4 separate regions of the Homo sapiens genome follow, and all the other regions are linked to region 2. A link is a contact called in ENCODE Hi-C or POLR2A ChIA-PET data. All regions are on one chromosome and are shown on one strand. Each heading gives the region's core, a stretch centred on a gene start or an enhancer-like site at or near the end of the contact. The rest is flanking DNA. Distances are from core to core; before and after follow the strand shown.

Evidence for each region. Hi-C counts contacts between places; a loop is a spot of excess contacts on that map. ChIA-PET counts read pairs that join two places held with the same protein, here RNA polymerase II (POLR2A). Pooled maps may share reads with other maps.
Region 1: a pooled map shows a loop between it and region 2 (4-fold over the local background). The contact joins the promoter of GFER here to the promoter of SRRM2-AS1 in region 2. A Hi-C loop is called at or near these places in 1 of 37 single-sample maps with no recorded cell type and 8 of 50 pooled maps. POLR2A ChIA-PET finds 5 or more read pairs at or near these places in 1 of 52 experiments (B cell).
Region 3: a loop to region 2 is called in a pooled map, with 9 times the contacts of the local background. The contact joins the promoter of ZNF263 here to the promoter of SRRM2-AS1 in region 2. A Hi-C loop is called at or near these places in 7 of 50 pooled maps.
Region 4: a loop to region 2 is called in a pooled map, with 8 times the contacts of the local background. The contact joins the promoter of MRPS34 here to the promoter of SRRM2-AS1 in region 2. A Hi-C loop is called at or near these places in 1 of 37 single-sample maps with no recorded cell type and 8 of 50 pooled maps.

Annotation. Positions count from the first base shown.
Region 1 is chr16:1,982,905-1,988,788 of GRCh38, forward strand. It overlaps GFER (growth factor, augmenter of liver regeneration), which reads left to right and starts at 1,289. Exons shown (of 3, transcript NM_005262.3): 1 at 1,289-1,572; 2 at 1,843-2,039; 3 at 2,962-4,845. The coding sequence starts at 1,315. The coding sequence ends at 3,124. TBL3 (transducin beta like 3) reads left to right here. Exons shown (of 22, transcript NM_006453.3): 22 at 1-25. RefSeq lists silencers at 1-20, 1,041-1,580.
Region 2 is chr16:2,749,212-2,755,128 of GRCh38, forward strand. SRRM2-AS1 (SRRM2 antisense RNA 1) reads right to left here and starts at 3,389. Exons shown (of 6, transcript NR_027275.1): 1 at 3,231-3,389; 2 at 334-448. It overlaps SRRM2 (serine/arginine repetitive matrix 2), which reads left to right and starts at 3,427. Exons shown (of 15, transcript NM_016333.4): 1 at 3,427-3,635. RefSeq lists enhancers at 2,307-3,149, 2,749-2,918, 2,979-3,268, 3,150-3,992, 3,993-4,835 and silencers at 3,449-3,758, 3,779-3,838.
Region 3 is chr16:3,280,198-3,286,062 of GRCh38, forward strand. ZNF263 (zinc finger protein 263) reads left to right here and starts at 3,294. Exons shown (of 6, transcript NM_005741.5): 1 at 3,294-4,008; 2 at 4,862-5,042; 3 at 5,484-5,557; 4 at 5,826-5,865. The coding sequence starts at 3,622. RefSeq lists enhancers at 2,267-2,772, 2,883-3,072, 3,783-4,286 and a silencer at 3,443-3,602.
Region 4 is chr16:1,769,993-1,776,095 of GRCh38, forward strand. It overlaps MRPS34 (mitochondrial ribosomal protein S34), which reads right to left and starts at 3,142. Exons shown (of 3, transcript NM_023936.2): 1 at 2,807-3,142; 2 at 2,612-2,654; 3 at 1,903-2,521. The coding sequence starts at 3,127. The coding sequence ends at 2,229. It overlaps EME2 (essential meiotic structure-specific endonuclease subunit 2), which reads left to right and starts at 2,818. Exons shown (of 8, transcript NM_001257370.2): 1 at 2,818-3,482; 2 at 3,713-3,849; 3 at 4,268-4,360; 4 at 5,049-5,140; 5 at 5,323-5,416; 6 at 5,577-5,692; 7 at 5,805-5,994; 8 at 6,076-6,103. The coding sequence starts at 3,236. MAPK8IP3 (mitogen-activated protein kinase 8 interacting protein 3) reads left to right here. Exons shown (of 32, transcript NM_001318852.2): 32 at 1-359. NME3 (NME/NM23 nucleoside diphosphate kinase 3) reads right to left here and starts at 1,551. Exons shown (of 5, transcript NM_002513.3): 1 at 1,497-1,551; 2 at 1,288-1,418; 3 at 1,078-1,179; 4 at 889-1,001; 5 at 328-774. The coding sequence starts at 1,542. The coding sequence ends at 657. RefSeq lists silencers at 2,757-2,896, 3,257-3,356, 3,387-3,696, 3,707-3,816, 3,827-3,886 and 2 more and enhancers at 2,187-2,276, 3,067-3,206, 4,064-4,852, 5,688-6,103.

The DNA of each region.
Region 1 (5,884 bases), core at 39-2,538, 770 kb before region 2:
AAGACCCTGTCTCAAAAAAAAAAAAGAAATCCACTCCCCATATGATAGCCAGCGGAATCTGCAGCAAACTGAAATGGGATCAGATTGGGTAACCTTGCCCAAAACTGTCTAGCATCTTCCCTCCTACCGTTATAATAAATTCCCAATCCCCGAAGCTGCCGACCAAGTCTTTGGTGGGCCCCTGTCCGTCCCTGGATCTCCCCTCCCACCTTACAACCCTCCCTAGCGTCCCACTGGCGTTTTTGTTCCTGCAAAATGCCAAGACCCTGCCACCTTGGGCTTGGTCTCGAAGGCGCTCCTCAGCTGATTCCTCATCCTTCAGAAAGGGTCACCTCCTCAAGGAGGCCTTCCAGATTTACTACACCCTTGCATGGACCCACCAGTTTGTACGTGAACATTTATGAGTGTGAGTCCTTGTTTTTTTTTCCTGTCTTGACCACTGGATTATGAACAGAGAAGGTCAGGGAACAGAATTGTGTTCCCTGCTCTGCCCAGCACTTGGAACAGCGCTTGGAACAGAGCGGTCACTGCGCAAATAATAGCGGAATGGATAAATGAACGCAAGGAGGCACAGGAATCCCAGAGGCCGCTCCAACCGGGAGCCCGACCCCTCATCCCAGGCTCTAGGATCCGCGACAGCCGGCGAGGGGCGCCAGGGAGCCCAAGGCACGCGCCAACCCTCTGCGGCCGCGCCGCGCCCTGCGTTGCCAGACGCCCGTTGCCATGGCGCCAGGGAGGGGACAAGAGCCCAGGACCCTAGCGCGCGCCGCAATCTGTGCGGTCACGCCCGGCCCGCGTTGAGAGAGCGCTTGGCAGCCAGCGGGTGGACGCGCCCCTCAGCGGAGGGCACAAAGCCTGGCCGCAGGCACGCAGGACACTCAGAACGGAGCGATGGGGACGTCGCGGGCCGCAACACGGACTTTGCCTGGGTGTCAGCTCGGGTCCACAGCGCGGCCGAGGCGCACCTTGCGCCACACACTGCTCTTTTACTGGAGAAAGCGGGACGGCCGCCACGGACGGCGCAACCCCTGCGTGCGCCGCGGATCGACGCCTGAGGGCGCCAGCAGGGTCCGACCCTCCTGCTCCGTCCCCGCCCCTGTCCTCGGGCCCGGCCAGCGCCGCGGCCTCTGGCTCCGCCTCCACACGGGCCCGCAAGCAGGCACCGCCCCCGACTCTGCCCCCAGCCCCGGCTCGGGCCCGGCCCCCGCGAGCACGGCGCGCGCCTCCGGCTCCTGTGGCCGCGCGCTGGCCTGGAGGCTGACCTGGAGGCTCATCTGGAGGCCGAGCTGACCCGGCAGGCCTTGCGCGGGCAACATGGCGGCGCCCGGCGAGCGGGGCCGCTTCCACGGCGGGAACCTCTTCTTCCTGCCGGGGGGCGCGCGCTCCGAGATGATGGACGACCTGGCGACCGACGCGCGGGGCCGGGGCGCGGGGCGGAGAGACGCGGCCGCCTCGGCCTCGACGCCAGCCCAGGCGCCGACCTCCGATTCTCCTGTCGCCGAGGACGCCTCCCGGAGGCGGCCGTGCCGGGCCTGCGTCGACTTCAAGACGTGGATGCGGACGCAGCAGAAGGTGCAGTTCCCTGCCCGATTTCTCCCAGCCCCGCGCAGCCCCTGTCCCCGCCCCCGCCCAGGTACCCCGGCAGAGCTTCCCAGGGTTGCCTGTCCCTGAACCTTGCCCCCCGGGTAGGCCCGGCCTTACAGCCTTCATCCGCGCGTGGGTTGGATCGTCTGCAGGACTTTGGCCGGAGTCCAGTGGGCCACCGGCTGGGCCGTACAGTGGGGAGCTTTGGGCGCCTTTGTTCGGAGAATGAACTCACTCTCGGTCGGCCTGCTTCCGCAGCGGGACACCAAGTTTAGGGAGGACTGCCCGCCGGATCGCGAGGAACTGGGCCGCCACAGCTGGGCTGTCCTCCACACCCTGGCCGCCTACTACCCCGACCTGCCCACCCCAGAACAGCAGCAAGACATGGCCCAGTTCATACATTTATTTTCTAAGTTTTACCCCTGTGAGGAGTGTGCTGAAGACCTAAGAAAAAGGTAAGATGTGTTTGCACGCAGCAGAGCTTTGCACTGGAGCCTGGGCCTGGGGCTCCTGGCTGACGTTATAGCGGGGAACGTAGAGAAACGGATGCAGAGGTGGCAGAAGTTTGCTGAGGAGCAGGGACCTCCAACAGGTGAGGACTGGGGCTATCTGAGCCTCCTCCTCTCGTCTCAGAAGCCAAGCTGTCGGGATCTGCTGCTGGGTACTGCTCCTGCCACAGCCACAGGGCTTCCAGGAAGGGATTCCCTGCCTTGTCTGGCACTGAAGGCGGTTTCCCGCAAGTTAGGGAAGACTCCACTTTGCCTGACTTCTAGAGTAGGACTTCTGGTTTTAAAATCTTGGAAATCCACTGCTTTTGCTCCCAAGAGCCATCTCTTCCTCACTGAGGGATCCAAGAGCCAGCACTGGCCCTTGCAGGTGTTTCTAGGCCAGATGTATAGGGTAGAGCCGCCATTGTTGCTATAAGGCTGGTCAGTTAGAATGAAGTCTCTTGCTGAACTGACGCACCAGGGCCTGCCCTCAGATGCTAAGAAACAAGTCCAGTTTTCAGTTACAAGGCTGTGCCCAGCCCCACCCAGGCCACACTCTGCCTGAGGCCAGGGACACTGGATGCCGCTTCCTGGGTGTTAGGAGCTTATAAAATTGCCAGGTCTGTGCTGTAATGTGTTGCCTTGAGGCCTCGTTGGAGTTTGCCAAGCTGTCCAGGTGGGTGTTTGCGCAGCCCTGGGAGTTCATCACACCCGGGGAGCTGCAGGGTCAGCCCTGTTCTGGGAGTGCCTGTACCTTGGAGCATAAGGGCACTCCCAGGTGTAGTTCACAGCAGTGCCCCAGCTCTCCTTCCTTGACAGCAGACAGGGAACTGGCAGGGGCAGTGGAGCCGCTGCGTCCTCTCATTCTTTACCTGCTCTCCCTACACAGGCTGTGCAGGAACCACCCAGACACCCGCACCCGGGCATGCTTCACACAGTGGCTGTGCCACCTGCACAATGAAGTGAACCGCAAGCTGGGCAAGCCTGACTTCGACTGCTCAAAAGTGGATGAGCGCTGGCGCGACGGCTGGAAGGATGGCTCCTGTGACTAGAGGGTGGTCAGCCAGAGCTCATGGGACAGCTAGCCAGGCATGGTTGGATAGGGGCAGGGCACTCATTAAAGTGCATCACAGCCAGAGCCTGTTGTGTCTCAGTTGGGTGGTCCCCAGGACACTGCCTGTGGGGACCTGCCCTGCCCCTCTTAGGTTTGGAGCAGAAGTGGAGGTGCCCACAGCAGGTACCCACTGGCCCCCTCCTCAGTGGAGACCCCAAGGAGCTGCAGCTGAACTGCAGGGGAGGGAAGGAGGAGCAGCCTGGGCTGCCCCTTGACATTCAGGATGTAGCTTCCTGCCCACCGCATACCCTGGCGCCTCACTCCTCACACGGGAAGACAGCGGGCCTGGCTGGGCATCCCTGTGCCTGTCCCTGGCGGCCAGGCCATTGCCTTCCCACTATGCAGCCAGGGATGCCCCTGCCCCCCATGGCTCTGTGCTGCTCACTTTAGGGGGCTCAATTCTCCACTCTGCTCAGTCCCTACAGGGAAAGCTCAGGTCGGGTCTTTCTGAGGGTCCACCAGCCATCCTACCCTCTCCCTGCCTGGCACATGCCTGCCAGCGTTGTGTCATGCCTGTCCACAGGGGATTCGTGGGGCTCACTTCATCAGAGTTTGAAGCCCAAATGAAACGCTGAAGTGACTGAGAACCTGGCTTCAGTATATTTTCTGCTGGGGCTTAATAAAGCAGTAGACAGGGCTTGTTCCATCCCTCTGTGCTCAGCTGCATTTCCTGCTGGGGTCCTGGTTCCTCAGGAGAGAGAGACCACAGGGTGAGAGTGAGCCAGGAACAGCAAGGACGTTGATTGGTTGGGGCAGGGGGGCCAGAGTAGCTGATGTAGGAGTACTGGGAGGCCAGACGGCACGAGGTCTCCAAGGCCCCAGCAAAGCCATGGCTTCTACCCCTAGTTCCCCTGACAGGAAGTTCTTGGCGGGTTTGGAGCCAGGGGATGGCATGGAGTGATGTGGCTTTGAAGGGTCCTCTGGCTGCTGAGCTGGGATGAGGCAGGTAAGGGTGGAACAGGAGGGGTGGGGAGGAAGCCGGGGCAGTCACCGAGTGACCACCAAGAGGAAGACCCACCCCACGGCGGGGACAGATGCGGGGTACGTTAAAGGGAGAGCCAGAGAACTCATGGGGTGAGGATGGAGTCCGAGGAGACTGCTGGGAGCCGCCGTGTGGGTCAGAGATGGAGAAGGCTGAGTGCAGCAAGGTGGGGGGTGACTGGGACCCAGCCTTTGGGCCTCCCCAGCCAGAGCAGCCCAGCAACAGTGTGTCCTGTGGTCATAAAACTCCAGGGACCTCTATCCTCCAGGAGTCTCAGCCTTTCCCTGGGCGCAGGCCCACCTTGGCATGGCCGCCTCAGGCCTCCATGGAGGGAGCTGCTATGTCCCCACCAGATTGGCCCCGTGCGGCTGCTGGCTTCTGTAGAGGCTGCCCAGAGGGGCCAGGTGGCACAAATAAGAGAGGGGAGATGGGGGGCAGCCAGGAGAGGAGGTGTCCCTTCCTCGCCCAGACACAGCGCGCTTCTCTCTGGCCTTTCCCGAGGCCTGTGAGTGCCTCAGGAAGCAGCTGGGCCCTCTGGGAAGGCTGTGTTCAGCTTAGGAACATACCGCCTGTATCTGCTGTCCCTCCCCTGCCCCCCTGCCCCCCCCACCGCCTTCCCTTTTTCCCTGTCTTCCTTAAAGTTTCACTCCTGAATAAAACTTCACTTTGCCTTAGAATCTGTTTTTCTTTTTGTTGTTGTTTTGTTTTTCTGAGACAGAGTCTAGCTCTGTCGCCCAGGCTGGAGTGCAGTGGAGCAGTCTCGGCTCACTGCAACCTCCATCTCCCGGGTTCAAGCAATTTCTCCTGCCTCAGCCTCCCGAGCAGCTGGGATCACAGGCGCCCACCACCACCCCCTGCTAATTTTTGTATTTTTAGTAGAGACAGGGTTTCACTGTGTTGGCCAGGCTGGTCTTGAACTCCTGACCTCATGAACCACCCACCTCAGCTTCCCAAGGTGCTGAGATTACAAGCGTGAGCCACTGCGCCAGGCCAGAGTCTGTTTTTGAAGGCATCCAGGCCAGTGGAACTCTAGTGCAAGGAAAAGTTCTGGCTTGAGCTGGTGTTCCAGAGCTGTTGACACGCAGACCAAAGGAGTTAGCACAGAGGGAGAGACCTCCCCAGGATCGCGCCCTGGGCTCCTAAGGCTCACAGGTCACAGAGGAAGGACCCATGAGGGAGGAGGACCTCCAGGAGGGGCATAGTGGCTCACGCCTGTAATCCCAGCACTTTGGGAAACCAAGGTGGGCAGATCACTTGAAGTCAGGAGTTCGAGACCAGCCTGGTCAACATGGCGAAACCCCGTCTCTACTAAAAATACAAAAAAAAAAAAAAAAAAAATTAGCTGGGTGCGGTGGCACACCTGGAATCCCAGCTACTCCAGTGGCTGAGGTAGGAGAATCACTTGAGCCCCTGAGGCAAAGCTTGCAGTGAGCCAAGATTGCGCCACTGCACTCCAGCCTGGGTAACAGAGTGCGACTGTAACTCAAAAAATAAATAAATAACTAAAGAAATAAATGAGTCGACAGCAGCATCAGACTTGCCCTTGGGATTGGCACGGAGAGGTCAGTGGCAACCTTGAGTTTAGGTGGCGGTGGGAGCTGATTCTGCCGGGTCAGAGGGAGAGAGAGGAGGGTGTTGCAGGCAGAGTTTGCTGCTAAAGGAAGCAGTAACGTAAGGCAGCTGGAGGGGAGGTGGGGTCAACAGTGTTTGGCTTTT
Region 2 (5,917 bases), core at 2,139-4,638:
ACATGGGGCCTGGAAGCCAGAAGGCCTCTCAAGAGACCCTGCTTGCAGCCCTGTGGGAGGGGTTGGATGGGGGCTGGGGTCTCCAGATAAAAAGGTAATTCGAGAAACCCTCCCAGGCAGCTGGGAGGTGGGAGGCTATGGCATTAACCCCAGGGATTGTCCTTCCTGAAGGTCTGGTCTCCCTCTGGAGGGCAGGATGCTTTTGCAGACATCATCCTCACCCCCCTACCCTGTTCCCATCCTCCCTAGCACCTGTCCTGGCTGGTAATTGTCTAGTTATTTGTAATGTAAGCTCCAGGAAGCCAGTGTGCAAATGGGAGGTGCTCCACTCACCAAAGGCTTCCCAGTCTTGGGCCCCAGGCCAGGGGGGTCTGGAGGAAGGCTTGCACCACAGGGTCCTCCACCAGGCCATGGAACTGGAAGCTGAAGGCCCACACAAGGCCACTGCCTGGGAGAACAAGCATAGGCAAGTGTGCCCGTCATGGACTGTCACAGAGCGGAGGGAAAAGAGGCCACGGGAAGGACCAGCCTTGGAAGGCCCAACAAAGGAGTTGTGATGTCAACCTGAGGGTGTCTGGAAGAGTTTTAAGCAGTTCAGAAGTTTGCATTTTAGGAACATCACTCCGAGGTGACAGCCGCTAGGATGTCAGCCATGGCTGTCTCTGGGGGTGGTGCCCCTGTGTGCTTTTTTTCTTTTTGCTGATTTGTATATTTCCTGCAGTGAATGTGGTTTACCTGTGCATGTCACTTTCCTAGGGCTGCCATAAGTCACCACGAACTTGGTGGCTTCAAACCACAGAAGTGGGTTCCCCTACAGCTCTGGAGGCCAGAAAGTGGAGACCAAGGTGTGGACAGGGTTGTGCCTCCTCCAAAGGCTCTGGGAGAGGATCTGCAGGGCCTCTCCCAGCTTCTGGCTCCTCCTGGAGATCCCTGGCATGGGCACCGCTCCGAATCTCTGCCTGGGTCTCCTACGGCCTCTTCCCCCGGGTGCCTGTGTCCTCTTGTCTTCTTGTAAGGATGTCAGTCATTGGATTTACGGCCTACCCTAAATTCATGATGATTTCATCTTCAGATCTTTAACTCAATTACATCTGCAAAATCTCTTATTCCAAATAAGGTCACCTTCCGAATGTCTAGGTGGTTGTGAAGTTTTGGGGCACCACCGTCCACCACACTACAGTGAATAAAAAAATAAAGTTTAAAGGGAAACTAAAAAATCATTCTAGGGCTGGGTGCCATGGCTCACACCTGTAATCCCAGCACTTTGGGAGGTTAAGGGGGGAGGACAGTTTGAGCCCAGGAGTTCAAGACCAGCCTGGGCAACACAGGGAGACACAATCTCTACAAAAAACTCCACCTCTACTAAAAATAAAAAAATGAGCTGGGTGGTGGCGTGCGCCTGTAATCCCAGCTACTTGGGAGGCTGAGGTACAAGAATTGTAGTGCGTGGAGATCGTGCCACTGCACTCCAGCCCGGGGTTAGGAGTGAGACTCTGTCCCAAAAAAATAAAATAGACAAAAGACACGAAGAGAAATTTCTCCAAAGATGTACAAACGGCCAACAAGCACATCAAAAGATTCTCAGCATCATCAGTCATTAGGGTACTGCAAACCATGTTTTGTCACTATTCACGGGCATTAAATGTGCTGACTCACGCACAAAACATTCCATAAAGAATATCAGTGGGGGTACAGGAAAGGGTCTCACTGGAGGTGCTGGGGTCTTTAACCAGAAAGGCAAAGCCTTTGCCACTTTACTATGCCACTCCAGAGTTGCGGCCGGCTTACAGAAGCACCGTCCATAGATGCAGAGTTCAGACACTCCAATCTGCGATCAGAGCTCCTGCAGGAGATGGGGGTGGTGGGGGGGAGGGTCTCCCGGCTCTAGCATCTGAGATAAGTACATCCTCCCACGGGCAAGTGAAAAACAAATCTTAAAGCCGGATACGGGCCGGGCGTGGTGGCTCACGCCTGTAATATCAGCACTTTGGGAGGCTGAGGTGGGCAGATCACCTGAGGTCAGGAAATCGAGACCAGCCTGACCAATATAGTGAAGCCCCGTCTTTACTAAAAATACAAAAATTAGCCAGGCGTGGTGGCACACGCCTGTAATCCCAGCTACTCGGAAGACTGAGACACGAGAATCACTTCAACCTGAGAGACAGGTTGCAGTGAGCCGACAACACACCATTGCACTCCAGCCTGGGTGACAAGTGCGAAACCACGTGAAAAAAGAAAGAACAACAACAACAACAAAAAACAAGGGCCAGATAGGGTGTCATGCACGGGTAGTCCCAGCTACTTGGGAGGCTGAGGTCGGAGGATCGCTTGAGCCCCAAATTCGAGAACAGCCTGGGCAAAACCCTGCCTCTTAAAAACACCCCCAAATCGTAATAACAAATATAAATCCTTGCACTCAAATGGACAGTTCATTACGTGGTACCGCGTCCTGTTGCGGATCAAGGCCACCTGAGTTGGTTAGGACAGCTAAGCGGGACGTCCAGGGCTGCTCGCCAGCGGTGGGTCTAGATATGAACTTGTGCTTGAGCAGCCCAGCGTCTTACAACTCTGCTGTGAGGACGGCTGGCTGATTATCAGGCCCAGAATCACGGGCTTAGAAACATTAACAGGAAGTACGGTACCGAAAAGTGGAAACTTTAAGGTGCTTATTATTTTCCTCCTGCCTTGTTCCTGTATGTGCCGCTTCACCGGTATCACGTCCTGGGTCTGGTGGGACCCCGGCCTGGCTGCCCTACCGGAAGCTAAGAAAACTCCTCCCCCAGGGGTGGCCGTCGGGCCTCAGCCCGGTCTACAGCGGGAGAACGTGGCCCATGCTACGGGTAACTGGTTGGGCCCCTGGTGCAGGTCTAGGGCCTGCAGCCAGGCTCGGGGCCTCCGGGGGTGCCCGCTGGCTGGGGTCTGAGGCGGCTTCTCTCGGGTACGGGAAGGCGGACTGCTGTGCAGCTGCGGGCTCGCTCGGGAAACCCAAAGTCACACGAAAGCGGCAGCACCACCGCGGCTGGGATATCGTCTCCCAACATGGGGAGACAAAATGGCCGCCACGCCCCGAGCCGAAATTACATCCGGGCTCCGCGACACGCCCGAACCACAACTCCCAGAATGCTCTGCATCGACAGCGGGAGACGAGACGCGCTCGGGCGTCGCTTTGCTGCCGCTAGGCCCTGTGCTCCTCCCCGCAGCGGAAGGCCTACGAATACGCGGTGTCTTACGTCGCTTCCTCCGTTCTTCGTTGCACTGGCCAACGGGACGCTTAGTCTTTCGGCAACGGGGTGAAACCTTCCTTGTGCCTGAAAAAACGGTACTTCGCGGTGTGGCTTCGGCGCCTGCGCAAAAGGCCGCGGGGCGCACTCCAGTTCCCGGCAGGCCCCGCGACGCGCGTTTGCGTGCTGACGCACGCAGTTAGTCGTGCTGACGTGCAGCGCGGCCCAGGCGGGGTGCGAGTGGCGCAGTTGGAGCCCGTTGCGGCCCCTGAGGAAGCGAGGAGGCGTCGGCGTCGGCTGAGGCGGGCGGACCGGCGAGGCGAGGCGGCGGCCCCAGGCCCGAGGGACTCGGGAGCTCGAGCAGCGGCGGCGGCAAGACCTCTCCCCCTCGGAGGCGGCGGGCGGAGGCGGCGGGTGAGAGGGTGAGGGAGCCAGCGAGCCGGGTGGGGGAGGGGCGGCGGCCCCGGCGCGAGGCCAAAGCGCGCGGAGAACTGCCCAGGCCGCCGAGCTCCTCCGCGCGCACGCGCGCTCGACGCCCTTCGCTGGCGCGGACGCCCTCGCCTCCCTTCCCCCTTCCCGCCGTTCCTGTCGCGCGCGGGCTTCACCCCCCCCCGCCCCTCCCCCATGACAACGGCGTTCGCAGCCGCCTGTACTCGGGTTCGCGAGCGCCCTTGGTGAGGGGGGAGGGCGCGCGCCTCGGCTTCACTCCTCCCCCCAACATGTGCCGCCGAGGTGGCCTTCCTGCAGCTGCCGTTTTCGGCCCTTAAGTGGCGGGGAAGGGGCGGCGGCGGGGGGCTTGCTCCTGGACCCTTGCCCCCGGTTCCAGATCTCCTTTCCTCGGGCTTCTCTTCGGCGTTGGGCTGCCCGTGTCGGGGGCCTCCCAGACTGCGGGACGCCGCGCAGCCCCCTCCCCCATTCCGCAAGGCCGAAAATAGGCCCCCGGCGCTGCGGGGAGGGCCTTGAACTTCGTGGGCCGGATTTAAATGGTTTAGGATTCCCGGCTATCAGCCTTTGAGTTGTTAGTGGCGGGGAGAAACCCCAAATCTTAAAAACTGTGAAGAAAGTGAACGTGTTCAGTTTACATTTGTAAGGTAGACCGTGCGTTCCCTTTTTACACTTTTTCAACGTCTCCCGAGAATTCGTGTTCAAACTAAGGAGGCTTTTGGAGACCTTCGTTGGGAAGAAAACGCCAGACTCATATATAAGTTTTCTGGTTGGTTTCAGGCGTTCTTTGGCACACAGCTCTTCTGAAGCTTGGTTTCCACTCGGCTTCAGTTAGGACGAATCTGGATCAGAATTTCAGAGTGTTGTGTTGTCTTTCATCCTAAGTGCGTGGGCTTAGGGCTCTTCTAAAGCTACTATTTTAGCTTTCTGGGTTCTTTGTGTCCACTCAGCCGCTCTGGAGCGCCCCGGTGCTGAGCTGGCTGTGCTTGCTGATGTCCATTTTTTTCGACAACCCTTGTCTCCCCTTTTTCTCCCCTTTTGGTACCGTTTTCTTTTTTGCATATTTTACTGTTGAATTCAAATATATCTTTCTACTTCATTGTTAGCTTACCACTCGGATAATTTCCCAACAGAAAAGGGTGTTTTTGTCTTCCTTTGTACTTTTTACTTTCTGCTTTTAACTTGGGTAACTTTTGCATATCCACTGTCTATGGCCCCCACTTTAAGAGTTTTGTAATATCGTTTGGTTTGGTGATTTGTGTGTGGTGTTGATCTTCCTACTTTCTGTGTCTTAACACACCCCTTAGATGCCGTGGGGTCGTCGTCTTTTTTTGTGGGGTGGACTAGGTGGCTCATTCCCTAAAAGTTCTCCGAAACATTGTGACCTAATATCCTTTGCTTAGCACCTACTGGTTTTTCTTTTTTTTTTTTTTCCGAGACGGAGTCTAGCTCTGTTGGCAGGCCGGAGTGCAGTGGCGCGATCTCGGCTCACTGCAACCTTCCGCCTCCCGGGTTCAAGCGATTCTCCTGCTTCAGCCTCTGGAGTTGCTGAGATTACAGGCAATCGCCGCCGCCCAGCTAATTTTTGTATTTTTGGTAGAGATGGAGTTTCACCGTGTTGGCCAGGCTGGTGTCAATCTCCTGATCTGGTGATCCGCCCACCTCGGCCTCCCAAAGTGCAGGTGTTACAGGCGTGAGCCACCGTACCCGGCCTGGTTTTCCTTTCTTAAGGAGTGGGGGGATTTTTGTGTGAGGTGGTATGGAAGTGTGGGTGAATGGTTAAGCTGAAGAATTAAGTGCAGGTCAAAAACATGCTGCAGGGGAAGCAGAAATTAAGTGGGGTAGGGGAGAGGCGAAGAAGGACCTAGTTTTAAACCGTGAGGAGGATTGGTACTAGAAGATGAAAATGAGGATTGGGGTGTAGAGAAATTGATTTTTTGAGCCATACAGTTTTTCATTTTTTCCTGGATTTCTGCTTGCCTTATCCAGGTTTAGCCTCTTCTGTCACCTTCTGCTTTCAATATTGGGTCTGCTACTGGGCTTGGGTAGGGACCCATCCTTAGGCGCATGCGCTAGTATATTTTTCCAAACATTTGTATGATGCTTCTTCATTCTGGAATTTTCTAAATGCATCCTTCCCTTCTATCCAGTTCTTTTACATCTTTGATTACTCTCTCCGCTTTACGTATTCCTTAGGGTTTTTTCTTAGTAGTATTTTCTCATATATGCATGTTCTAGGAAACTATCTTGGA
Region 3 (5,865 bases), core at 2,044-4,543, 530 kb after region 2:
AAAGCTATGAACCCACTTACTAGAACATACAGATACACACACACACACACACACACACACACACACACACACACACACACATCCAATTTTGCATACAGTATCAAAAGGTTTACAAAAATCTCCAAACCCATCCATGGATCCTCTGGAACTGCATTGGCCAGTATGGTAATACTTGGCAAGACTAACTCCATTTTAAGTGCCCATTGGCTACCATCACAGAAAGTTCTATTGGATAGCACTGCTCCAGACATGGAGGCAGCTTAAGAACCCTGGCCCTGGCCGGGTGCAGTGGCTCACGCCTGTAATCCCAGCACTTTGGGAGGCCAAGGTGGGCGGATCACCTGAGGTCAGGAGTTCAAGAGCAGCCTGGCCAACATGGCAAAACTCTGTCTCTACTAAAAATACAAAAATTAGCCGGGTGTGGTGCGTGGTGCCTATAATCCCAGCTACTCGGGAGGCTGAGGCATGAGAATCGCTTGAACCTGGGAGGCGGAGGTTGCAGTGAGCTGAGATCCCACCACTGCACTCCAGCCGGGGCGATAGAGCGAGACTCCATCTCGAAAAAACAACAAAAAACCCCTACAAATCTGCTGGCCTGTTAACACCACTCCTAGTCTAATACCAGCTAGTCTGTTTTCCACATACTGGCAGATCACAAAGAATTGGAGGAGGACTACTACCACCACTGATTTTGAATAACCCTGAAAGTTCATCTTTTTTTAAAAAATTAAATTATTATTGCTATTTTTTGAGATGCAGTCTTGCTGTCGCCCAGGCTGGAGTGCAGTGGCACAATCTCAGTTCACTGCAACCTCTGCCTCCCAGGTTCAAGTGATTCTCCTGCCTTAGCCTCCCCAGTAGCTGGAAATACGGGCGTGCGCCACCATGCCCGGCTAATTTTTTTGTATTTTTAGTAGAGACGAGGTTTCACCGTGTTAACCAGGAGATGATCTCGATCTCCTGACCTCGTGATCCGCCTATCTTGGCTTCCCAAAGTGCTGGGATTACAGGCGTGAGCCAGCGCACCTAGCCTAAATTCATCTACTTTTAAGTACCTATAAATAGCATAAAATCAAAAGGACCTTAGATAGAAAATGATTAATCCCTCATTCTCCCTATCTCAAGGTATGTGTAGTTCTGCAAACATTCCCATGCCACAGATTCTGCAATAATAATCTGAGTGGCTTTTCTTTTTTGAGATAAGGCACACATTCAGGAACTTGCTGTGCATGCGTAACAGCTACTATTTATCGGATTCATACTATGTGCCAGGTACTGTTCTAAGCATCCTGTGTAGCTCCGCTCATTTCATCCTAACCCAGTGATATGAGGTGAGGTGCGTATAGTAGTCCCTCAAAACAAATGAGGAAACTGAAGTTTGGGGTTTAGTGAGATTACATAAGTTGCCTGAGATTACATAGTAAATGTCAGAGAAAAGTGGTTTTGAGGCTAGAGTCTTCTGCAATTGGTTATGAGTCTAGAATCTATGTCTCTTGAAATAGGAATGTCCAATGATCGTGCCATTGCACTTCAGCCTGGGCGACAGAGCAAGACCCTATCTCAAAAACAAAAGAACAGGAATGCCTAAAACCACCAGAATGGTCCTAGGGAGCAAACAAGGCTTTCCAAACTGGACCTTGAGTGCTATGGGGTCGCTGGCTCTGCATCTGCCACGACAGCCTGTGGATCTGTCATCTTCCCTGGAATAAAATTTTTAAAAAAGGCCAGGCGTGGTGGCTCACGCCTGTAATCCCAGCACAGTGGGAGGCTAAGGCGGGCAGATCACTCGAGGTGAGGAATTTGAGACCAGCCTGGCCAACATGGTGAAACCCCGTCTCTACTAAAAATACAAAAATTAGCCGGGCGTGGTGGTGGGCGCTTGTAATCCCGGCTACTCAGGAGGCTGAGGCAGGAGAATCGCTTGAACCCGGGAGGGGGAGGTTTCAGTGAGCCGAGACTGCGCCATTGCACTCCAGCCTGGGCAACAAGAGCGAAACTCCGTCTCGGAAAAAAAAAAAAAAGAAAAAAACTAAAATATCAGTACTCTTTTCACTTAGTCATCACAAACCCCTTTAATCCCATATTACCCTCTACTATCATGGTAGCCTCACCTTTGACGACAGACTAGCTGTGTGACCCAAGTAAATGACTTCAGTGCCACCACCTGTAGGAAGGGGCTGCTAATAGCATCTGCTTCATACTAACGTGTTTTCAGGATCGATCTGCATATAAACGCTCAATACACGGTAACTGATTGTCACATTCTATCCCAGGACGCTTCCATTTGCGGATCTCATGGCCCGGAGGACCTGGGCCGCCTCACAACTGGGCAGCCCCGCTCACCGACACAAAGCCCACAACCGCGCCCAATAGGGAATCGGCCCTGCGGCCCTCCTGCCACTCGCCCCCAACTATCACAGTCCACGGCGGAGCTGGAGGCAGATCCCGCCCTTGCAGGGCTGGGTAAGAGACTGAAACTTGGAGAATGAACTGCAGGCGCTGCACATCTCGGGCAGATTTAAAATTCGGTCTAAAATCGGAAGCAGGTGCCGCGAACCCAGACCCGAGCGCTCCTCTGGGACGTCCAGCCGCAGAAGCGAGCCCAAAGCCCAGCAGGGTTCTCCGCGGGACTCGGGGTTTCAGAACCGCCGGGCTCTTGGGCGCTCGCCCAGGGCGCACGCGCAGTCGCGAGGCCGCGCCGCGGACTGCATCTCCCAGCAGGCCCCGCGCAGCAGGCCACGCGGCGCCACTGACTGGGCGGGCGGCTAGCTCCCTGGCCTCCCCGACATGCCGAGGAGCCCCTGGCTTCCGGAGCCGACGAGGCCGCAGGGGCCAATGGGACCATCTTCAGCCAGCCCAGAGTAGCCGAAGCGGGTGGGGCCTGGCTTGGGAAAGGATTCATCCGGGGAAGCTGATTAACAATTCAGATTTCCGGGTCTCACCCCGACACTGACGCACTGGAGAGCGCGTGGCCCTGGGATCTGCGTTTTCCCAAGCGCTCCGGAGTAATTCTAACCCAGGTTGCCCGCCAGTCACAACGACCTCAGGCTTGTTTTCTTCGCTTGGATCCAGCTGCCCTGCCCCCAGTCACTCCCAGAATTTCAGGGCGCGCCCCGTGGCCCCGCCTCTCGTCTCCAATTGGTCCCTCGCTCATCCAGTCCCCGTAGGCCAATCTTCCCTTCTCATTGGTAGGCGGTGAGTGTGTGGAGAAACCTGACCTAATGGGCGCTGGAGTTCGCAAAACGTGACCCGGAAATTGGTCACGAGCAGGCGCCGTGGGCTTGTGGACGCCTAACTTGCGCGCTGAGATTTCCGGCGTGGGAGCAGAGGTCTGAGTCTTGCGTGGGTCCTCTATATAGGGTGAGAAGCGTGGCGCTCGGTTCCTGCCTCGGGGAAGTCCTGGCGCAGATGGGCCACGGGGCCGGCGTGGCGGCGCCTGGGACCGACTGAGGCCTAGGCGCCGGAGCCGGCCGCGCCTGGGCTGGAGCGGGGCTCCTCGGCCTGGACTGGGAGCCCCCGGCCCCGGGCTCCTGCTGGCGCCGTCCAACCTTACATGGGTTCAGGGCGCCTTCGTAGGCGGGCACGGCTGGTTTCGGGCTAAGGCGCTCTGGAGACCTGACGATGGCGTCGGGCCCGGGCTCCCAGGAACGGGAAGGGCTCCTGATAGTGAAGCTGGAGGAGGACTGCGCCTGGAGCCAGGAGCTGCCCCCACCTGACCCAGGACCGAGCCCCGAGGCCTCCCACTTGCGCTTCAGACGGTTCCGCTTCCAAGAGGCAGCTGGTCCCCGGGAAGCCCTCAGCCGGCTCCAAGAGCTTTGCCATGGGTGGCTTCGGCCTGAGATGCGCACGAAGGAGCAGATCTTGGAGCTGCTGGTGTTAGAGCAGTTCCTGACCATCCTGCCCCAGGAGATCCAGAGCAGGGTGCAGGAGCTGCATCCGGAGAGCGGCGAAGAAGCGGTGACCCTTGTGGAGGATATGCAGAGAGAGCTTGGGAGACTGAGACAACAGGTGAGAGAGAGAGAGAGCTGTTTTATCTGTGGTTTGTTTAGCCCTGAGCACTGGGACATTGCGCCCCCGGTCGAATTCAAGTAAATTGCCCTGAGTAGACCTTACGTGGGGAAGAGGACTTGTGATTTAACCTGGAACACTCATCCTCCAGATTTTCCCCCAAATGAACGAAAGCAGTGAAGAGTGCCCTGTTTCCACGCGGAGGCGGTGTCCCTGCAACAGTTAGTGTTAGCCATGGAGTTAGATCGCCAGCGTTCAAATCCTCAATCTGCTAGTACTAGCTTTGTTACTTTGGCAAGTTACTTGATCTCTTTCGGCCTGTTTTCCTATTCGTAAAATGAGGATATTAACATACTTTCTAGGGCTTAGAGGGAGAGCAGCATGTAAAGTTGTGAACACTACTAGCTTATGAGTGCTTAGTACTTGTTACCTGTTGTTATGTTAGGGTCCACGGTCTGGTCTTCTCTGCAAAGCTGGGCCTCCGTTAATTGTGAACTTTGAAAGATAATTTGGCACCGAGGCCCTGAGGTCATTGGTCCCCAGGGCTACCCCAATTTAGCCTATCCTATAGTGAGGAATAGAAGCACCTAGAAAAGGTGGGGAGAGCAAAAGGGAGTGAGGTGTATCTTAAGAGCTGTGTGGGGAAGGTGTGCTCTGGGAGTGGGCCCTTTCCCTAACCCCTCCCCCTGCACATGGGATCAAAAAAGCCTTTAGTGTAAACCATTTTTCTGTTACCTGGGCCCAAAGGGATCGCCTGAGGTTCTCTGTTGAAGGTTTGCTCTCAGTATCCTATACTAATTTCCCTTCCTCTTGGGCCCTGTTGTGATGATGAGTGATGTGGGTTGGTTCCCAGGTCACAAACCATGGGCGGGGAACAGAAGTGCTTTTGGAGGAGCCTTTGCCTCTGGAAACAGCACGAGAGTCACCGAGCTTCAAGCTGGAGCCAATGGAGACTGAGCGAAGCCCTGGCCCCAGGCTGCAGGAGCTGCTAGGCCCCAGCCCCCAAAGGGACCCCCAGGCTGTAAAGGAGAGGGGTGAGGCACAGTTATCTGGGCAGGTGGGAGGGAGGAGGGGCTTGGGGGTTGCCCCCGACACTAGCTGGATGTAGCAATGATGCGAAGGAGAAGGAATTTCTGAAGATCAGGTTCTCACCTGTGGAATGAAAGACCTGCAGTTGGTGGTGTGGGTTCTCCTGGGGCTGGGGGAAGGGAAGGGAGTCTCAGTAGAGCCCTTTTTTATGCAGAACAGAGGCGATTTAGAACCACTTGAATGACGCAGGGTTTGGAGTGCTACTCTTGGTACTCCTTCCCTCTCACCCTGTCATTTTGGATATCAGCTGATTAGGCCTCTGTGCAGTTTAGCGTCATTCCCAAAAGCAGAGGCTGGGTGTTGGGGAATGGATACTGTGTTTTAATAATCCTTGGGTTGCCAAGAGTTAGGAATGCCATTCTCATTATAATTTCTGTCACCTTCAGCATTATCTGCTCCCTGGCTTTCTCTTTTTCCTCCTGAAGGGAACATGGAAGACAAGGAGATGACTGGGCCCCAGGTGATGTGGAAGTTTCCATTGTCTCCCCCCAGCACCCTTCCTCCCCTGAGTGTTGGGGGTGGGGGTTCTCCATGTGGAAGGTCCTTTGTCCCTTACCACAGCGTCTCCCCCACTGCTTTGTCTATTTCACACCTCACTTGGAGGCCTGATACCCTTCTTCCCCCCTGACATGTGCTTGGCATCCCTGGATTTTGCCCCTTTAACCCATGACTCTGCTTGAATTGTTCTTGGTGCATCAGGGGCTAAAGGAGATCTTGTGCTGTTTCAGTTGCCTGAGAGCTTAGAGGACGTGGCAATGTACATCTCCC
Region 4 (6,103 bases), core at 1,892-4,391, 980 kb before region 2:
GCACTCCTGTCTGGGAGGCCCTTATGAGGGCAGCCCAGCCCCCGCACCCACCCCCAACCAGAGAAGCACAGATCTTGGGGAGCTGCCCCACAAGCCCCGCTGGCCACCGAGGGCTGCAGCCGCTGCGCTGCCGGCTTCTCCCCACCACCCTGCCACCTCCACTGTGATGTATGTCCGCTCCCTCGTCTGTTCCCCCAGGATCTCGAAGTGACTCCGGGCTGAGCAGTGGGGCGGCTGGGGGAGGGGTGACGATTCTCCTCAGGCTTTGGCCCTGCAAGCAAACCCACATATCTGCTCTGTATGTAATAAATGTCTTAACGTCGTAGCTGCCTGTTCCTGGGCCCAAATCGAAACGAAAACGAGGACTTTATTATAAAAAAACGTTGGACCACGTTGGGCTGGGCACCAGGACAGTGTCCTGGCACGTTTCCAGGCGAGCCGCGCAGGCTCCTGGAGCAGCTCCTCGGGCAGGAAACCCTGTACGCCAGGGATTGGAGAGGCCTGCGCCACCCTCCATGCAACGTCCAGACAGGTGGATGTTCAGCAGCCCGTCCAAAGGGATGCTCCAAGCGCTGTGGGGTGGGGCCAGAAGCCCGCCCACCTGGGCCCTGGAGGAGGCTGGAGTGTGAGAGCCTCTGTGACGCGCATCTGCCGGGCTACTCATACAGCCAGTGCCCAGCGCTGTCCTCCCAGCAGAGGAGCTCGTCTGCGCGGAACCAGAGAGCGATCTCGCGGCGGGCACTCTCCACCGAGTCGCTGCCGTGAATCAGGTTCCTGCGCGGAAGAGGCGCGTGTGAGCGTGGGAAAGAGACCTCCGGCACGGGTACCACGCAGGCTGAACAGGGGGAGGCCGGACGGGGCTGGGACCGTCCCCGGGGCGGGCCTTACTTGCCAACCTCGATGCAGAAATCCCCGCGGATGGTGCCGGGCGGGGCGTCGGCCGGGTTCGTGGCTCCGATGAGCGCCCGCGAGGTGCGCACCACGTCCAGCCCCTGCCATACCTGTGCGGAGGAACGGGCGCGGTATCACGCGGGGGTGGGGGTCCCGGAGCCGCCCGCCCGCTTCCCGGATACTCACCATGGCCACCACCGGCCCGGAGGCCATATACTTGACAAGGCGGCCGTAGAACGGGCGTTCACGCAGCTCGGCGTAGTGCTCACGCAGCAGCTCCTCGGAGGCCTGCGGAAGGGTCAGGCCGCCTGCGCCCGCACCCGGCACCTAGGCGTCCCCAGGTCCCCGCTCCCCTTCCCCCCACACCGCGCCCCCGCTCGCTCACCGCGCCCCCACCTGCACCAGCTTCAGCGCCACCAACTTGAAGCCCTTCCTCTCGAAGCGCCGCACAATCTCGCCCACCAGCCGCCGCTGCACGCCGTCCGGCTTCACGGCCAGGAAGGTGCGTTCGTGTGCGCCGGTGCAGGCTGCGGGGCAGGCGGGGACGGGCCGTCAGGCCGGCCCAGCACCGGCCACCCGCCCCCGGCCCGCGCCGCGCGGCTCACCCGCGGGGAAGAGGTTAGCGAAGATGGTCAGCACCAGGCAGATCATGATGGCGGTGCGGGAGCGGGATCCGCGGGGCGGGGCGGTGGCGCCCGGGGCGGGGCCTGCGCTTAAAGAGGCCTGGTCGGGGCGCTGCGGCCTCCGCGGGGAGGCTGCTTCACTTGCACCCCGGAACCCGGCAGCCGTGGGGGGCCGGAGGGCAGCTGCGGAGGCCAAGTCTCCTCCAGCAGCTCGGACACTAACTGTATCCCCCACAACCCGCCCAGGTGGTTCCACCCACGCGGCGCCCTGCTCCGCACCGCCCGAACCCCGCCCCCCCCGCGCCCCCCCGGCCAGGGCCACGACCACAGCGTCAGCCCTTCTCTCCCCGGTCCTAAAGACAGAGCGCAAAGACACCACGACCCTGGGTACTTCTTTTCTCTTTATTCCCTTTCATAGCTTCTGCCGGGATCCAGGCAGAGAGAGCACTAATGGGGGAAAGGGAGCGAGCGCTTCCCGCTTTCCCCAGCGTGGGCCCTCGGAGTTGGGTGTGGGGGCAGCAGGGCCAGAGGAAAGGCACAGGTGGCGATTTGCCCCAGCCCTCCCCCCTAAGATGCAGACCCTCAGAACACGTCGCGGAAGGTGAGCTCCCTGCTCCGAGAGGCAGACTCGGGTGTAACGCAAAGACGGTTTCTTTCATCAATAAGGTCCCCACTGCCTCACAGCCCCTAAGGCCACCCGCTGGTTCTGGCATTCTAGACGGGGGTGCCCTTGGCCCTTCCTTTGTCTTCCTGTTTTGCAGGGTAATCCCAGGGTTCCATGCGTATCCTCTGCACATTCAGCATGGGCTCCTCGGTGCTTGTGTCTCCATTTTTCTGTCGTTCTGCGATAATCATGGCCCGGAGGAGAGGCGGGTACGGCACGGAGGCCAGGCTGTCTTCCGGCGCCGGCGTGAACGCGGTGAAGGCCTCCTCCTCGTGCTTGGGCACCAGCCGCCAGTCATGGTACATGACGTGTTCGATCTCCCGCGCCTCGCTCTCAGTCTTCCCTGATGAAGAAAAAGAGGCGTCTGCACACACTTGCTGTGCCGTCGGCGGTCGGCATCGAACTGCCGGGCACCCGCTCTCCCGAGCCTTACCTTTGAAGGTCAGGATGCCCCAGGCCTTCCCGTGGTCCAAGTTCTGCAAAGCCAGAAGGAAGCGGGGTCAGCTCGCAAAGCTCTCGGCCCCCGAGGTCAGGAGGTGGGAGCCTCAGCCACGCAAACCTGCAGGGAGGAGGGGAGGCGGGGAGACCAGGCGGCTGCAGGGGCGGGGTGCGGACGGGGTGCACGCACCTGCGCCGTGTAGTCGGGCCGCACCCGCGTGAGGCGCCAGTAGCACGGCTCGTCGTGCTGCCACAGCCAGGACTTGCGCGTGACCAGGCGGCCCAGGCCGAAGAGCGGGAGGCGGCCGAGCAGCTGCAAGAGGCGGCTCTCGCGGCGCACGTCGGCCCAGGCCCGGACCGGCAGCCGGCGTCCAGAGAACGGCCGCGTCAAGGTCTCGTAGTCCACCGCGTAGAGCTGGGAGTCGCGCGGCCTGTTCAGTTGCTCCCGCAGGGCGCGCACGCGGCGGGCCAGCTCCGCGATCAGCCGCGGACGCACCTTCTTCCGCGCCATGGCGGGTCCGCGTCCTCAGCGGTCCGGCCGGAAGTCACCGGAAGAGGCCGGTGTCCCAGGCTAAAGTGTTCGGTCGCGGCCGGAAGCGAGGAAGAGGTCGGTCCGGCCATGGCGCGGGTTGGACCCGGGAGGGCGGGGGTCTCTTGCCAGGGCCGGGGCCGGGGACGGGGCGGGAGCGGTCAGCGGCGACCTCCAACCTGGGAGATCTCAGACTCCGACGCTGAGGACTCCGCCGGCTCGGAGGCCGCCGCGAGAGCCCGGGACCCAGCGGGTGAGCGCAGGGCGGCTGCCGAGGCGTTGCGGCTGCTGCGGCCGGAGCAGGTCCTGAAGCGCCTCGCGGTGTGCGTGGACACAGGTGCGGCGGAGGGCACGGGCGATACTCGGGGTAGGAAAGGCCTTTCTCCGCCAGGCGGCGCCCTCTGTCCGACTGGGCGGGGCGCGCGTGCCGAGGGGCCTGGGGCCGGGCCCGCCTCCCAGTCGGGGGTTTGTGCCGAATGGAGACTCCCCGGTCCGGCCACCCGCCCAGGTAGGGCGCTCGCGAGGGTGGAAGGAAGCAGTGACCGCGCTCCTCTCCCCCGGTCCCAGCCATCCTGGAAGACGCCGGTGCCGACGTCCTGATGGAGGCCCTGGAGGCCCTGGGCTGCGAGTGCCGCATCGAGCCCCAGCGCCCGGCCCGCAGCCTGCGGTGGACCCGAGCGAGTCCCGACCCCTGCCCCCGCAGCGTGAGTGGTCGCGGGTTCCCGAGGGCCAGCCGCGAGTTGGCTGTTTTGCTTCCATGATTTCAGCCCTGGAGCTGTCCCTGAGGCAGCTGCCCTGGGCCGTGCGCGTCTCGCGGATGGGTAAAGCAAGGATGGAGAACGGGAAGTGGAGGTGCCCAAGCCGTTCTGCTGGTATAGAGCCGAGCTGGCTGGAGAAGGTTCCGTCTCGATTCAGGCTGTGGTCTGGATTCCTGCCAGCCACAGAGACCTGGCCTGAGCTTGGCCTTGGCAGGAAAGGGAACACTGGGCTTCTGTAGAGCAGGCCTGTCAGGGCCTGGGCTTGGCTGGGGCCACGAACCGCTTTGCTGCTGGACTGCCCAGGCAGGGCCCCTGGGGCACCCGGGGTTGAGACAGGCAGCAGCGCGTCCCCATGTCCCCACAGCTGCCTCCTGAAGTGTGGGCTGCAGGTGAACAGGAATTGCTGCTGCTGCTGGAGCCCGAGGAGTTTCTGCAGGGCGTCGCCACACTGACCCAGGTGCTCGGGTGGTGGCAGTAGTCCCTCTCTAATCAGGAGGGGTGGGTTCCCAGCCGGGAGGCGCCTGCTCCGCCGGTCCCTGCCCCTGTAGACGGGGCTGGAGGGGGCATGGGGCAGGCCAGGACTCCTCTCTGATCCAAAGCCGTAGAGGTTTCTAGGGTGAGATGGAGAAAGCTCCTGGGCACCTGCGGAGGCTACAGCTGCTCCTAGAGGATCCTGAGAAGTGTCAGGAGGCCGGGGTCCGGGCAGTAGGCTGCAGGCTTCGTCCTCTGACAGCAGACAGCCTGGCCCCTGCCTGCGGGGAGCAGTGCTCAGGTGCTGTGGTGCCAGGTAGCGTGGGGTTAGGCTAGACCCCCTGCCAGGTCCCTGTGTCCCAGGATCAGTGTCTCTCAAGCTGCTGCTTTGTGCTAGGTCAAAGCTAGGCTGGAGTACAGAGGTGGACCAGGATGAGGGGCTCAATGGAACTGACATGTGCCCGAGCAGCCACTCCAGGGTCTCCTTAGCCTCTTTGGCCTCGTGGGAGGCACAGAGCTGGTTTTCTCAGAAGGGGTAACGGAACAGAGGCTCCTCTCGGCACCACTGGCTCTTTTTCAGGCTTGCTGTTCTGCAAACCAGCTGTGGCCTGGTGGCCCATGGCCATAGGCCGCAGCCTCCTGTGAACAACTGTGCCACACGTTCTCATCTTCAGATCTCTGGCCCAACCCACTGGGTGCCCTGGATCTCCCCCGAGACCACCGCCCGGCCCCACCTGGCTGTCATCGGGCTGGATGCCTACCTGTGGTACCGCTCACTCTCATGCCCACAGCAGGGCTGGCTGGGACGGGGGTTCAGGGGAGGTGGGCACACTTCTGGGGTTGCTGTGGCACAGCTGATCCCACTTCTCCAGGTGGGCTCTGGCAGAGGCCAAGCTCGGGCAGGGCAGGCCCCATGGGGAGCGGGGAGGAATGGTCACCTCTGCTCAGGTCTCGCCAGCACGTTTCCCGGGGGACACAGCAGCCAGAGAGCCCGAAGGTGGCCGGTGCCGAGGTGGCCGTCAGCTGGCCGGAGGTGGAAGAGGTGAGGGCCTGTCTGAGCTGGGTGAGTCAGGTGGCCTGGGTCCCAGTGATTGGGCTGCTGGCTGGGTTTGGTTCCCAGCGTGGTACATGGGGCAGCTATCAGCTGTGTGTCCCGGGTAGCCTTCCTCTGGCTCGTGCCCATCAGCTTGCCTCCTCCCCAGGCCCTGGTACTCCTGCAGCTCTGGGCAAACCTGGACGTGCTACTGGTGGCCTCTTGGCAGGAGCTGAGTCGGCACGTGTGCGCCGTTACCAAGGCTCTCGCCCAGTATCCCCTCAAGTGCGTGATGCCAAGGCTGAAGGGGGGCAGGATCACCTCAAGGTAGTGGTGCCTCCCCGGCCTTTTGGGAGCTGCTCACATGAGGTTCTAAAAGGCTTCTCTCTGTCCCCAGGCAGTACCGGGAATCCCAGGCCTTCTCCTTCTGCACAGCAGGGCGCTGGGCAGCCGGCGAGCCAGTGGCAAGAGACGGCGCAGGGCTGCAGGCGGCCTGGCGGAGGCAGATCAGGCAGTTCAGTCGGGTCAGCCCAGCCGTGGCTGATGCAGTTGTCACAGCCTTCCCCTCCCCCCGCCTTCTGCAGCAGGTGGGCCCCTGCCTCCTCCAAGCCCTCCAGGTGCAGAAGCCCCGTCCCCAGGCGCCCTCTCATGCCTTTGCCTGCTCCTAGGCGCTGGAGGCCTGCAGCACGGAGCGGG